4 separate regions of the Homo sapiens genome follow, and all the other regions are linked to region 1. Evidence: chromatin contacts called from ENCODE Hi-C data. All regions are on one chromosome and are shown on one strand. Each heading gives the region's core, a stretch centred on a gene start or an enhancer-like site at or near the end of the contact. The rest is flanking DNA. Distances are from core to core; before and after follow the strand shown. Region 1 holds the start of MPLKIP (M-phase specific PLK1 interacting protein). Region 2 holds the start of HERPUD2-AS1 (HERPUD2 antisense RNA 1). Region 3 holds the start of TBRG4 (transforming growth factor beta regulator 4). Region 4 holds the start of MATCAP2 (microtubule associated tyrosine carboxypeptidase 2).

What was found. Hi-C counts contacts between places; a loop is a spot of excess contacts on that map. Pooled maps may share reads with other maps.
Region 2: a map of gastrocnemius medialis shows a loop between it and region 1 (8-fold over the local background). The contact joins the promoter of HERPUD2-AS1 here to the promoter of MPLKIP in region 1. A Hi-C loop is called at or near these places in 2 of 168 maps with a recorded cell type or tissue (gastrocnemius medialis and naive thymus-derived CD4-positive, alpha-beta T cell) and 10 of 50 pooled maps.
Region 3: a loop to region 1 is called in a pooled map, with 7 times the contacts of the local background. The contact joins the promoter of TBRG4 here to the promoter of MPLKIP in region 1. A Hi-C loop is called at or near these places in 4 of 50 pooled maps.
Region 4: a loop to region 1 is called in a map of B cell, with 19 times the contacts of the local background. The contact joins the promoter of MATCAP2 here to the promoter of MPLKIP in region 1. A Hi-C loop is called at or near these places in 2 of 168 maps with a recorded cell type or tissue (B cell and CD8-positive, alpha-beta T cell) and 5 of 50 pooled maps.

Annotation. Positions count from the first base shown.
Region 1 is chr7:40,133,303-40,136,956 of GRCh38, forward strand. It overlaps MPLKIP (M-phase specific PLK1 interacting protein), which reads right to left and starts at 1,320. Exons shown (of 2, transcript NM_138701.4): 1 at 927-1,320. The coding sequence starts at 1,265. It overlaps SUGCT (succinyl-CoA:glutarate-CoA transferase), which reads left to right and starts at 1,703. Exons shown (of 14, transcript NM_001193313.2): 1 at 1,703-1,818. The coding sequence starts at 1,719. RefSeq lists silencers at 1,046-1,115, 1,576-1,775 and an enhancer at 1,326-1,395.
Region 2 is chr7:35,693,544-35,697,135 of GRCh38, forward strand. It overlaps HERPUD2-AS1 (HERPUD2 antisense RNA 1), which reads left to right and starts at 1,663. Exons shown (of 1, transcript NR_136255.1): 1 at 1,663-3,592. HERPUD2 (HERPUD family member 2) reads right to left here and starts at 1,592. Exons shown (of 9, transcript NM_022373.5): 1 at 1,258-1,592; 2 at 641-1,084. The coding sequence starts at 787. RefSeq lists an enhancer at 731-1,618 and a silencer at 1,061-1,470.
Region 3 is chr7:45,109,660-45,113,372 of GRCh38, forward strand. TBRG4 (transforming growth factor beta regulator 4) reads right to left here and starts at 2,038. Exons shown (of 11, transcript NM_004749.4): 1 at 1,984-2,038. RefSeq lists enhancers at 1,737-2,446, 1,810-2,565.
Region 4 is chr7:36,365,170-36,368,944 of GRCh38, forward strand. It overlaps MATCAP2 (microtubule associated tyrosine carboxypeptidase 2), which reads right to left and starts at 2,071. Exons shown (of 7, transcript NM_001199706.2): 1 at 1,747-2,071. The coding sequence starts at 1,771. RefSeq lists a silencer at 1,721-1,820.

The DNA.
Region 1 (3,654 bases), core at 70-2,569:
TTGGTACTTCTTCCTTTAGCTAAAGGTTAGCGGGAATCACATTGCTGCTTAAAAGTTGTGACTTGAACCTAAATAATGTTCAATTACAAAGTCCATGCTTCCTTTAATCAAGTGTTCCTATTTTTTAAAAAAAGTACTTAAAGCAATTCGTTATTCTCATTTATTTATAATTCCATGACCACTGTCATCTCAAATACTTTTGTGTCTAATGTAGTAACTTTGCAGTAATTAAATACAAGCAGTGATGAAATCAAGTAATTATATTCAATTTTCCCTCGAAATTTTCACTTTTTTCAGGAGAAAACAATACTATAGTTTTAAAGTTTCTAGAACCTTTCTAGCTCATGAACATTTTCTTTACTCCTTAGCTCCAGGCTCAAAAGGGGTAGGGGGTTGGTGTAGAATACAGCAAGTTGGAAAACCACGTAGTTGCAAGTTGTAAACCACAGAAATCCCAGACATGCTAGAGATACTCTCTCTGTCTTTTGTATTTACTCTCACTAAAGGAATGGAAAACTTCCACTACCACCGATTTTCTTTTCAGGGAAGTTGGAGCAGAAGCCAGTGTAGCTCGAAAGAAAGATAAAAAAAAAAAAAAAAAAAAGAAAAAGAACTATTTCTTGAAACAAACTGGCAAGGCCTTTGGCAAACAGGAGGAAATGGAGAATTAGGAAAATCTGTGTACGGGTGGCAGTGTATTGGTTAAAAGCACGAGGGCTCGAAAACAGAACGTACGGCTCTGCCACTCTTTCGGATAATCTTCCGGAAGTCACTCAACTTCTCTAAGCCTCAGTTCGCTCATCTGCAAAATTGGGCTAACAATAGTACCTCAGAGAGGATTAGACAAAATAATCCACGTAAAGGGAATATTAGTACCGTGCCTGCCATAAAGTAAGAGCTCGGCAAACGCTGGCTATTATTATTACCTGGGGGTGGGTCTGCTGCTGCCCTGGGGAGTAGCCGAATTGCTGCTGGGACCCCGCGGGGGACCTGGAGTAGGAGCCAGGGTAGCCGCCAGGGGACGGAGACCCGAACCGGCCCCCCGGGAAGCTGCCGCCGTGTCGCGGAGAGTGACTGCTCCCGTACGGCCTAGACCGGGGCCCGTACGGCGGCGTGTGGTGCGGACTCCCGTACCCGTCTCGAGGGGAGGGCGGCCGTGGTCCGCCCCCGCCCGGGGTTCCCCGGAAGCTGCTTCCGCTACCCCAACCTCCTCCACCCGGACCAGGGTAAGGAGGAGTTGGGGGCCGAAAATTCTGTCGCTGCATATCAGGAGCCAAAGCCGAAAACCTCGCAGCCGCGTTCTCCCACCGGAACTGTATCAACCGGCCCTCCGCAGAGAACTGCTAGTCCTTTACCAAAACAGTCCTCCGACCGCAGCCACCCTACGGCACATCAGTTCCGGCGTCACAAAGGTTCCGCCAGGGGCGGCGGGATTACCTAAATCACTGACTTGGCGAGAGACTCAGTGGATTTAAGTGAAAAGAGGAAGAAAAGGAGACAGGAAAGGACGGACACCCAAGCCCAGCAACAACCTTTCCAGTCTGAGTGCCCTTGGTCTGACCGACAGACTAGAAGCTGGCCCAGCAGGCGACTAGTGCTCAGCCCCGCCCGGCGGGGGCGGGGTCTGCGGCGTCCGTGGGCGCCCCCCAGTGGCGGCGGGTGGCGCCGCACGGAGTTCGCCGCTTGCACCGGGACCGATGCCATCTGAGACGCACGCGATGCTGGCGACGCTGGCGAGGGTGGCAGCTCTGCGCAGAACCTGCCTCTTCTCCGGCCGGGGCGGCGGGAGGGGGCTGTGGACTGGCCGCCCGCAGTCAGGTACCCTCCGAGATTCGGTCTGGGTGGCTAAAGGGATCCCTGCCCCAGCTTGCCTCCTCGGGCGCCCTGAGGAGAGCAATTAGGGTCTGAAGTCTCTGCTGACCCCTTAGCGGTGGCTTTGCTCGCCTCCCTGCAACCCCGTTCCGTGGGCCTGCGGCCGGCCTGCCCCGCTCTGGCCGCCCAGGGTCGCCTCTGTCCCGTGCGTTGTTGTGACCGAGGGCTCCGTGCGCCGTGGGGTCCCGCTCCTGCGCGTCCCGCGGCTCGCGTTTGGGGCCTCTTTACTCCTGTCCTTTCGTCCGCCAAGTTTAAGTAACTTCGAAAATGCACACCAAGCCACATTTCAGAAAGGACTTTAGCCCGCTGCTTTGAATAACTTGACACTTCATGTACAATAAAAGATGCCCTTGTACAGTTACCTGTTGCAGAATTTTATTTAGAGGATGAAATTTAGCTTTACTACAGTGTTATAGAACTTTCTTTACTCCCTCTGAATTTGGGAATGGTAATCCACTATGAATCTTTTTTTTCCTTTTTTCTTTTTTTCTCTTTTTTTTGAGACGGAGTCTCGCTGTCTCGCCCAGGCTGGACTGCAGTGGCGCGATCTCGGCTCACTGCAACCTCCTCCTCCCGTGTTCAGGAGATTTTCCTGCTTCAGCCTTCCGAGTAGCTGGGATTATAGGCATGCGCCACCACGCCCAACTAATTTTTGTATTTTTAGTAGAGACGGGGTTTCGCCATATTGGCCAGGCTGGTCTCGAATTCCTGACCTCAAGTTATCCTCCCGCCTCGGCCTCCCAAAGTGTTGAGATTACAGACGTAATCTCTATGATTATGCGCGCGGCCCACTATGAATCTTGAAATTAGTTGCAGGATGCAGGATTTTTTTTTTTTTTTTTGAGACAGTCTCGCTCTGTCGCCCAGGCTGGAGTGCAGTGGCGCGATCTTGGTTCACCACAACCTCTGCCTCGCGGGTTCAAGCGATTCTCTTGCCTCAGCTTTCTAGAGTAGCCGAGATTACAGGCATGTGCCACATGCCCGGCTAATTTTTTTGTATTTTTAGTAAAGACGGGTTTCACCATGTTGGCCAGGCTGGTCTCAAATTCCTGGGCTCAAGTGATCCGCCTGCCTCTGCCTCCCGAAGTGCTGGGATTTCATGCGTGAGCCACCGCGCCTGGCGTAGGATACAGAATCTTAAAAGAGCTTTAGGACTCATTAAATCATAGCCTAACGGGTAGCCTGGACCTGTGATTTCCATTCACCCTCTTGTAGCTGCTACTCCTCGCTGTCTCTTTGACATGTTCTGTGACATCCCAAGCTGACGAGTGTGGTATCTTCTCAGCTTCTATCCTCCTTGATGAATGGAGACACACACAGACAGTTTTTTTGTTTGTTTATTCTGTGGAAATTCAATTCACTACATTTCGTTTCTTCTGTAGATACAAGTGATAGACTTAATCAAGGTAGCACGTTGCCATTAAGGCTTAGTGATACAATTAAGGTCGGAGGACTCCAGCCTATCCACTTTATTAAATACAGTAGTTCTGTCCTGGCCAAAAATTCACCTTTCTGGACATTGTCTTTAGTGTTTAACTTAATGCTTGGGAATTGCTCATTTGAATATTTATTGAATAAAATGACCTAGGTGGGACGATTGCTTGAGCCCAGGAGTTGAAGACCAGCCTGGGCAACATCGTGAAGCCCCATTTCTACCAAAAATACAAAAAAAATTAGCCGGGCTTGGTGGCGTGCGCCTGTAGTCCCAGTTGCTTGGGAGGCTGAGGTGGGATGGCTTGAGTCCTAGGAGGTTGAAGCTGCAGTGATCCGCTATTGTGCCAC
Region 2 (3,592 bases), core at 413-2,912, 4.4 Mb before region 1:
TAGTGCTTTATCTTTTTTTTTTTTAAGAAAGGATATATCTCTCACTCGCATATTAGGTTGATGACTTTAAGTCCAAAGAAAGTAGTCCCTTTTCCATGCCTGCCAATTCTTTGAGACAGAGTCTCACTGTGCCACTCAGGCTGGAGGGCAGTGGTGCGATCTTGGCTCACTGCAACCTCCGCCTCCCGGGTTCAAGCGATTCTCCTGCCTCAGCCTCCTGAGTAGCTGGGATTACAAGCATGCGCCACCACGCCCAGCTAATTTTTGTATTTTCAGTAGACATAGGGTTTCACCATGTTGGTAAGGCTGGTCTCGAACTCCTGACCTCGTGATCCGCCCGCCTTGGCCTCCCAAAGTGCTGGGATTACAGGTGTGAGCCACCGCGCCCGGTCTTTGCCTGCCAATTCTTAAGTCCCTTGATATTTCTGCTTCCTCTTACTAATTAACTGAACCTCATCAGGAAAATATTAATGATGGTTCGAACACTCAGGAGACACAACCTCAGAACTCAAAATACCTCGCGGTCTACCAAAAGAGACCTATTTGATTCAAGACTGGAGGGGAGAAGCAGGAAAAAGGAGGGTACACGGCACGAAAAGCTGCTGGTCAGAGCAGCTGCCCCCAGCTTTTACACACTTACTGGTTTGCTAGGGTAAACGTTAGATAGATGCGTTTTTAGTTTCCCCACGGTCCAGTTCAAGAAGCAGCTAATAGTCTGGTCACTGTATTTCTGATTCGGTGCTTTAATGATGAGGGTCACAGGAATCTCCATCCCACTTTGGTCCATGGTGCCCCCAAAGTCAGACAGAGTCCAGAGGAGCGGCAGTTAAGCCCAAAAGAGCCGAGATGGTCACCGCCGGCGCGACTGGGATGAGGACAGAAGTGAGTTCTTAGTATTCCGTGTCCAAGTCAGTTACAAGTGCACTGGAGGATACGAAGCCCATTGCCGGTACCAAGGATGGACTGAGGTGGTGGCGACTGCGACGGTGGGGTCTGGGTGCCCGGCCGTGGAGGCAGCTCTCCCCGCCAGGTCCGGGCTCCGCCGGGCTCCGGACTGTGGAGGCCGTCGTGAGGAGAAAGGAAGCTATACGAAGGAAGGGTGGGAGGGATGAGGGCACAACGGCCGGCCCGGGGTCACTGCCCCGCCCCACCGCGACCCCCAAGCTGGAACGCAACAAGGCCCCTACGCCACGGCCCCGCGGTGCGGATCGGGGAAGCAGCTGGGCCGCTCAGGGCGGTCAGCGGGCACTGGGGTACCTGAGAGAAGGCCGCGGGGCCCGCCACCGCCGCCCTCCGCGCCCAGGCAGGGCCGCCAGCCACACCGTCCGGCCAGGCGTTTTCCGTGGCAGCCGCTCCCTTCCTGCTGCGCGGCGACCGGCACGGCCCAGCCCCGGGTCTCGCGAGGAGGCGCGGGTGAAAGGGAGAGAAGCTGACCGAAGGCGCGGCCCGGCTCTCCGCCTGACCCCTCAGTCTGGACAGCGCAGGGTGGCGGCAAGGCAGGGCTGGGCCGGGGGCGGCCCAGGCGACTACAGGTAGCAGGAGGGCGGGGACGAGAGCCGTTGCGCCACCGCTGGCGCGCCGGTTTTGTTGTTATTGCGAGGATTGTCTGGGGCCCCTTTAAGCCGGAACAGGCAGGGCGGAAGTGCGTCACCGGCGGCACGCCCCTGCACATGGACCTCCCCCGTCCCCGCCATCCCTGCCGATCCTGTTGCTGCCGCCTTCCCGCCGTGCTCGGGCTGCCCGGGACTCTAGCCGCCAGGCTTCGCGTCGCCCAGCGGCAGATCGGGCTCCTGGGAGCCTCTCCCCTGGCCGTTTGCTCGGCCTCGGCCCCAGCTGCCCTGGGGCCTAGCCACTAGCTCCCCTGGCGCTAGCCTACCCTGTCTTGACCGCACCCTGAAGATTTGGGAAGTCTTTCTCCATCCCAAGAGTCGTCTCTGCAAAAGTTGGTGTCCTTCCTGGTGCTGAACCACGCTTCTGCTCAAAATGTGTTGAGCGTCGTCTGTCTGCAAAGCACGGTGCCAGGAGCTTTGGTGGAGAAGGCATGGGGTACATGTGTAAAGAGTACAGGCTTTTGGTTAAACCTGAAGTCCTCCTCTACTTTCTGGGGGACCCTGGCCGTCCTTGCTGAGCCTCCGTTGACTTCTCTAATGGGGACGGTAATGCCTACCTGACCACAAGCTGATGAGTAAATGAGCTATGAGTGCAAAGTGTGGTGCAGTTCTGGCGTGTGCCAGCCTCTCAAGTGTCAGTTTCCGTCTCATTCCTCTTAATCTTCACTAAAATGGACAAGTATTCATTGAGCACCTAATGCGTGTTCAGTATGGTGGGAGATGAGGGATGACAGTATTATTTTTCTATTTTATAGGTTAGACATAGAACAAAAGGTTGAGTCTATTGCCCATAGCCGAACTTTTCTTCATTTTCTACTGTGGTTTAGAAGTCGGTATAGTAAGTTAAGGGTTGTTAGATGTGCATTTTCACAGCTCCCAGCTTCCACTTAGGAGTAGATAACATAGGGGACTTTGCGAGCTGGTCTCTTTCCCTCTTAGCTTCAGAAGGGCTTCGAGGTAGCCACCACTGAATTAGTTGAGAGACAAGGCACCCCTACGGAGGAAATCTCAACTGCACAACCCCTACTGTGCCCCAATTCAGCAGGAAGCAGTTAGAGCGGTGGTCAAACCTCCCCAATAGCACTTGGGTTTTCCTGTTGAGAGGGGGTACTGAGAGACAGGACTAGTTGGATTTCCTAGGCTGGCTAAGAATCCCTAAGCCTAGCTGGGAAATTGACCACGTCCACCTTTAAACACGGGGCTTGCAATTTAGCTCACACCCGACCAATCAGGTAGTAAAGAGAGCTCACTAAAATGCTAATTAGGGAAAAACAGGAGGTAAAGAAGTAGCCAATCATCTATCGCCTGAGAGCACAACAGGAGGGACAATGATCAGGATATAAACCCAGGCATTCAAGCCAGCGGTGGCTACCCTCTTTGGGTCCCCTCCCTTTGTATGGAAGCTCTGTTTTCACTCTATTAAATCTTGCAATTGCACACTTTTCTGGTACGTGTGTGTCACAGCTCAAGCTGAGCTTTCGCTCACCGTCCACCACTGCTGTCTGCCGCTGTCACAGACCCACAGCTGACTTCCATCCCTCTGGATCCAGCGAGGCGCCCATTGCTGCTCCTGATCGGGCTAAAGGCTTGCCCTTGTTCCTGCAGGGCTAAGTGCCCAGGTTCGTCCTAATCTAGCTAAACACTAGTCACTGGGTTCCACGATTCTCTTCCATGACCCACAGCTTCTAATAGAGCTATAACACTCGCCGCTTGGCCCAAGATTCCATTCCTTGGAATCCATGAGGCCAAGAACCCCAGGTCAGAGAACACAAGACTTGCCACCATCTCGGAAGTGGCCCGTCACCATCTTGGAAGCGACCTGCCACCATCTTGGGAACTTGGGGAGCAAGGACCCCCAGTAACATAGTGACCAGGAGGAAATTCTTCCTCTCAACAGCTAATGCAGCAGGATCTCTTACACCGTACCCTCCCTCACCTTGCTCTTGCTCTTCATGGTAGAACACGTACCATATCTTAGCTGT
Region 3 (3,713 bases), core at 788-3,287, 5.0 Mb after region 1:
TTTCAAGGGTAACCAGGATTAAAAATTACGGGCTTGGCCAGGCGTGGTGGCTCACGCCTGTAATCCCAGCACTTTGGGAGGCCTAGGCGGGTGGATCACTTGAGGTCAGGAGTTTGAGACCAGCCTGGCCAACATGGTGAAACCCCATCTTTACTAAAAATATAAAAATTAGCTGGGCATCATGGTGCACGCCTGTAATCCCAGCTACTTGGGAGGCTAAGGCACAAGAATTGCTTGAACCTGAGAGGCGGAGATTGCAGTGAGCTGAGATTGCACCACTGGACTCCAGCCTGGGTGAGAGACTCCATCTCAAAAAAAAAAAAAAAAAAAAATTCACATTCCCAAAGCCTCTGTGGATATATTTTAACACTGTAGACATAGGTGTGAGCCTCTCGAAACCAAGGTAGATTACATCACTAGCCTACTAAAACCCCCCCACCAAATTTCTAACAGCAAAAATTCTGAACCAATAATAAGAAGCACTTCATAACATGGCCCAGAATGATTTTCTCAGTCTTAGCTTTTTCTGCCTCCCAGCAACACAAGGCCCCATTTTAAACAGGCCTTGCACTTCCACTTCACCTTACAGGGCTTGTTATCTGGGTCTCCTCCTCCCCCTATAAGACCCTTTAAAATACATCTCATCCTTCCAAGGCCAAACTCAATGTTGCCATCTCCAGCAATGTGTTACATATAGCCTTGATGTTGCTTTTAACAATTCTATCGGCCAGGCGCAGTGGCTCACGCCTGTAATCCCAGTACTTTGGGAGGCTGAGGCGGGCAGATCACGAGGTCAGGAGATCGAGACCATCCTGGCTAACACGGTGAAACACCGTCTCTACTAAAAATACAAAAAAATTAGCCGGGCGTGGTGGCGGGCACCTGTAGTCCCAGCTACTAGGGAGGGTGAGGCAGAGCTTGAAGTGAGCCGAGATCGCGCCACTGCACTCCAGCCTGGGTGGCAGAGCGAGACTCTGTCACAAAAAAAAAAAAAAAGAAAAAAAATTCTATCAGCTAGTCTAGCTCCCTACGGTGATTACATGATCCAGGGAAGACATGCGACAAGGGCAAGATAAAACGTTCACCTAGGCCTCATTTCTGCCAAAGCAGAATGTACGTTTGATCTTTCTCCACTTCCTGGAACTTGGTATATGGCCAGCACATTTTCTTTTTATATGAGGGGATTAAAGCAGCTGTAAAAAGCTTAGTCTAACTCCACTTAAAGAAAAAAAAAAAGAGAGAGAGATCAGAGAGTCGGAGTATTTGCCCAAACGCAACATCTACCACTTCCTGAGCCTAAGCACAGTGTAGAAATCTTTCCGACTTATTTTTTTGAGACGGAGTCTCGCTCTGTCGCCCAGACTGGAGTGCAATGCTGCGATCTCGAGTCACTGCAACCTCAGCCTCCCGGATTCAAGCGATTCTCCTGCCTCAGCCTCCCAAATAGCTGGGACTACAGGCCCGCGCCACCACACCTGGCTAATTTTTGTATTTTTAGTAGAGACAGGGTTTCACCATGACCTCAAGTGATCCACCCGTCTCGGCCTCCCAAAGTGCTGGGATTACCGGAGTGAGCCACCGCGCCCGGCCGCCTTTCCAATTTTTTAAGAGCCCTAAGAGCAGTTTAGCCGAGTAAACGGAAGCCCAGGAGCCAGACTTGAGTTTAGGCAAACAGCAATCCAAAACTTTAGTTCTAAAATGCAGAGAGAAAACAACTTGCACTAAGTCACGAAAACTGGCTCGCTGGGGTCATGGACGGTCAACAGGGGCGGCGTCTTCCAGGCCTGGCCGCGCGGGCTAGAGAGGAAGCGTGCGCACTGGCAAGCCAGCACGGAACGAGCAGACGGCCAGGCCCACGGCATCCCACCGCGTCCCAGCCTGCTCCCCAGTTCCACCGCATCCCAGGACCTTCCCAGCCACGCCTGTGTTGTGCACTCGAAACCCACGATCAGCCGCCCCTTCTCCCCGTGCCACAAGACCTACGCAGCGAGCACCACCGCTGACCTCCATCCGCCGCCCTAACTGTCCCCGGAACCATGAGGTGCGCGGCGCGCTTCCCTACGTCACTCGGAGCGCCGGCGGAAACGAGACGAGCCTCGCCCCGCACGTCCGGAAGCCACGCCTCCAGCTTCCGGCCACACCTTTCGGCGGGTGACATCTTTGCTGAGGGCTCAAGCGGAGCGATAGGTCATGGGAAACTTAGAAAAGATAAAGAACCTAGGAAGAAAGGCTTCGGTTGCCCCCCGACCAGTACGCCATCCTCATACGGAGTGCGGGAGACGACCCTTTGTTGTCGGTGCTGTCACCCTATCCCTCCCTGCTTGCGTAGGCGTAGGAGAGTTCCTAGGGCGGTGGAAGACTGGGCTGGTGGAGTGGGATAGGCGACGTTGAGGCCTGTGGGGGCTGGGAGGACGAGTGAGTGGAGACTGGGGAACTCCAGAGCGCCCACTTGCAGCTGGATTTTTATGTGCAATTTTCCTGATTTTTAAATAGTGGTGTTTAATTACAAAGTAAAGTGCAGGATAGCCCAAACGAAATGTATCTGAGGTCTATATATGGACTTGATTAATTTTTACTTCCTGCACAGCCTTTTATTTTCTGTGGAGTTAATAATTACTTGGCTACGCACGGTGGCTCACGCCTGTAATCCCAGGCCTCGGTGGGCGGATCACTTGAGTTCAGGAGTTCGAGACCAGCTTGGCCAACATGGCGAAACCCCGTCTCTACTAAAAATACAAAAAAATTAGCCGGGCGTGGTAGGGCGCACCTGTAGTCCCAGCTACTAGGGAGGCTGAGGCATGAGAATCGCTTGAATCCGGGAGGTGGAGGTTGCAGTGAGCAGCGATCTTGCCACTGCACTCAGCCTGGTTGACAGAGCAAGACTCTGTCGCAAAAAACAAAACAAAAAACATAAAAATAAATAATTACGTTTGTTTGTGTTTGTAAACTAAAAATAAAATTGTAAGCCCCCCAAGCACTGAACGGACCTCCTCTTAGCCAAGGAGACCCCAGAGAAACCTTAAAAACTGAGTTCCCAGCCATTCTGGAAAGGGAGGTTGAACACCCCTTGTTAAAGTAGAGATCATAAGACTAACAGACTTTGTGGTAGTAAGATACCAAATTATAAACAAGACCTAAGGCCGTGCAAGGCAAGGGTTAAGTCAAGCTTGCAGACCATCAATCTTGCTGAAGAGGTCTTTTTTGACCCAGTGTATTGTGGCTGATTCTGGCATACTATCTTAAACATTCTTTTCTGCTGACTCCAAATTTTACACAGAGCCTCACTCTTTTAACCAGTTGCAAATTAAAAAATCTCTTGGTCAAGCTGGCTGAGGTGGGAGGATCACTTGAGGCCAAGAGTTCAAGACTAGCCTGGGCAACATAGGGAGACCCTATCTACCCCTACCAAGAGATCTATCTATCTATCTATCAATCAATCATATATCGTGTATATATCTATGTATTTGAGTCCACATATAACTTGTAAACCCCCCACATCAAGACATCCTGTCTTTTGGAGCCAAACCAGTGTATACCTTCCACACATTGATTTATGTCTTTGCCTGTAACCCCTGGCTCCCTGAAATGTATAAAACCAAACTATAATCTGACTGCCTCGGGAACACTTAAGGCTTTTTGGGTTTGTATTTTCCTGGGGCTGTGGTCACTCATTGGCCCTGAATAAACCTCTTTAAGTAATTTACAGAGTTTGA
Region 4 (3,775 bases), core at 821-3,320, 3.8 Mb before region 1:
TTGTATCTCTACAATGATTGTTATGGTTTGGGAAAATAATTTTAATCTATGTGATTTCTCAATGAAATAATGTGCACTGTGACAGAATCTATATTTTTCTTCAAGGCATTGATTCTCATGGAGAAGGAGATGTTGCCCTACCCCTCACCCCTGCCCAATTGTGATTTTTAGTTGTCACAATTATGGGGGCGGGGCAGAGAACAGCATCCCACAAGGAAGAACTATCTTGTCCAAAGTTAACAGTGCTAGGCTGGGCACAGTGGTTCATGCCTATAATCCCAGCACTTTGGGAGGCGGAGGTGTGAGGATCACCTGAGGTCAGGAGTTCCAGACCAGCCTGGCCAACATGGTGAAACCCTGTCTCTATTAAAAATACAAAAATCCGGCGGGCGTGGTAGCATGCGTCTGTAATCCCAGCTACTCGGAGGCTGAGGCAGGAGAATCGCTTGAACCTGGGAGGTGGAGATTGCAGTGAGCAGAGACAGCGCCACTGCACTCCACCCTGGGCGACAGAGCGAGACTCCGTCTCAAAAACAACAACAACAACAAAGTTAATGGTGCGGAGGTTGAGAAACCTTGCTCCATATTTAGGAGGTATGGTACTTTTAAGTAACTTTTGACATTTTAATTGTGTTTTAAGATGAAAGTAGCATCTACATCAAATCACATTTTTAAAAATTCTAATGCCAATTAAAGTTGCCTTTTCGATCTCAGATCCTGGAACTATGTTTCCTGTCAACATAAATGATATACATCGTGGCAACGTCATGATTTGTGACTGCACAAATCTACTCCGTATAACACTGAACGTGAAATAAAACAGTATAAAATTAAAATCATAAATATTTTCACTGGAAAGAGGTTTGGTTTTTCAGTTAGAATGCTCACAGAAAAATAGTCTGGTAGGTACTGCATTGCTCTAAAATGTAAAATTCCGGCTTTATTTTGGCACTAGTTTGAGGAGTATTTCCCTTTACTCCGTTGTTCTTCGTCATAATTCTGAACTGCCAAAACCCTGCTTGCAGAAATGTTTGCGTACAGAATCAAATGCTGGGAAAATGGCCTAGAAAATTACTCTAATATTATGTAAGGTTTTTTTTAATAGCTAACACGCATAGCGATTTACAAATAATAAGAGTCAAGTTCTGTGCTCCCAGAGATTGAACTGAATTTAAAAAAATGCAGGTAAACTTCCAGACTTTCTGACCTGGGGTCTGTTTAAAGACCCATGTTTTACACTTGGTATAATCCGTACTGTAAAATGGCCTATTAATAATATCAACTCAAAACGTTCTCACTGTTTAAGAATAAAAGCATACACACACAAATATACACAGTATAAATAATGAAATATACAGATGTGTTCTTTCGCTTAGCTTATTTTTTCTGAACATTCTAGAAAATTATGAAGCTTAATCACACACCTAGCGTGTTTTGAAATAGGATTTAACAATCTTTGGATTGTACCTTTGTAAGACCAGCAACCGGTCTAATATTACAATCTTTTCCACGAGATTCCACAGCAGGTACTTACTGATAATAAGTGACGAAAGGATAAGGGGCCGATTTCTCTCTTCCCTCCACAGGTTTTTCGCGAGCGCCTCCTGCGCGCCCCGAAGGGGTCGGGGCGCAGGGTGGAGTCCCGAGCGGCGCGCCCAGCCGGTGGCTACCATTACCTGAGCCCCGGGCGGCGGGACCCCGGTCCGCCCCGCACCCCCGCCGCGGCCAGCCCTTCCCGGCACTCACCCGTCACGCGAATGGACTCCAGCATCGTCGCCCCGAGGCCCGGGGCGGCGGGCTCCGCGGGCTCAGGGGAAAGGGCCGCGCAGGGGCGGGCGGCCTCTAGCCTCTGACCCGGGCCTCGGTGGCGGGGGCGCGGCGGGAGGCGGCTCTCCGCTACCTGGAGCAGGATAAGGAGGGTAAGGGCGGACGAAGACGTACCGACACTGACTGTGAGCAGCGCTTCCACCAGCCCGTAGCTACTGGAAGGTACACACGGCGGCCTTACGGTGCCCAGCAGCGCTTAGAACCTGCCACCGTGACGTAGCCGCTCCGCCGGTTGCTAGGAAACTGCCCCCGGGGTCCGCGCGCGCTGCGCTTCACGGAGCCTGCGCGCCGCTGGGGGCGCTCGTGCGACGAAGGCCCGCGGGCGGCGAGAGAGAGTGGGAGGAACTACAACTCCCGGCGTGCACAGCGCGGGCCAGTGCCTCCGGGGCTTGTGGCTGTGCCCGCGAGCGCGCTGGGGTCTCCAGCCAGTGGGTAACGCATATTGACTGATCTTTCAGAGACGTTTGTACCCGTTCAAAGGTGACTTAACTCCATGGTGCGCTGTGACACTCGGCCCTAGCTGCAAATAGCAAAGCCAGTCTACCCGTCCTTCCCCTTACGAGGTGCGGGGAAGCTAAAACACGTTTAGGATGAGCTAGTAAGAGTGGAAAGTGCAGGAGGCTCAATGACCACTTGACGGTACCTCAGCATACTATCCTTAATGCTGAAATTCACATTTTAGCTTGTGATTGTGCAATTGATAGGGGCTGAATGTTATTTTCAGTTTATTATTCATTTTCACATTAGCAAGTATGAAAATTTAATCTTTTACAATAACCATGGGAGGCGGGCCACGGTGGCTCATGCCTGTAATCCTCGCACTTTGGGAGACCAAGGCGGGTGGATCGCTTGAGGCCAGGAGTTGGAGACCAGCCTGGGCCACATGGCGAAAACCCATCTCTACTAAAAACACAAAAAGTGAACAAATCGTGGTGGCACACTTCTGTAGTCCCAGCTACTCGGGAGGCCGAGGTGGGAGGATTGCTTGAGTCCGAGAGGTGAGAATGTAGTGAGCCATGATCGCGCCACTGCACTCCAGCCTGGGTGACAAAGTGAGACTAAAAAAAAAAAAAAAGTACGGTGGGAATGGGAAATGTAGACTAAACCATTCAACAAACATTTTTTGAGACCCTAACGTGTGCAAGGTTCTGAGGCAGGCTTTGAGGATATCAAGGGAAATGAAATAAGCCTAGCGGAGCTTACAGTTTAGGAGGAGCTGAGATAGTGCTGGCAACTGTCAGTCTTCAGACAGTTAAATTTTCTCTTCATCCTCAAGGCTAAGACATGGAAATAATTGGGGTGTGTTTTCAAACTCAGGAACAAAAGAAAGTTGAATATCAGGACCGTCACACCCTGAGAATGACAGGCAACTTGTGAGAAATTGTGTCTTTTTCATCACTTAGGAGAGAACAATGGAAATGTAACTATATCACAAAAACTGGATAACCTCACTTCATATTCTGTCTTCAAATCCTGTGACTACTGTTTTCGAAATACATCCAGAATCTAGCCACTTGCTACCACTCTGGTTCAAGCCACCACCACCTCTTGTCTGGATTATGGCAGTCTTCTAGACAGTCTCTGTATTCCCACCCTACCCTCTTTCACACTGTTCTCAAAACTCATTGGCCAGAGTGAACCTGTGAAAAAATCAGATCATGTCACTCTGTTCAAAATCTTCAGTGGCTTCCTTTCCTGTGAAGTCCTTTATGACCTAGCCTCCTGTCACCTCTTTGATCTCATCCCCAACTACTTCCTCCCCGATGGATACACTGGCCTCTTTGATATTCCTCAATTCCAGGCACTATTTCACCTCAAGGCCTTTGCAACTTGGAATCCTCCCTGCGTGGAATGTTCTTCCCTCAGATATCCGCAGGACTAGCTCCCTTACTTCCTCAGGACTTAATCCAAATGTCACCTCTTCGTGAGCCCTTCCCTGGCCACTCTA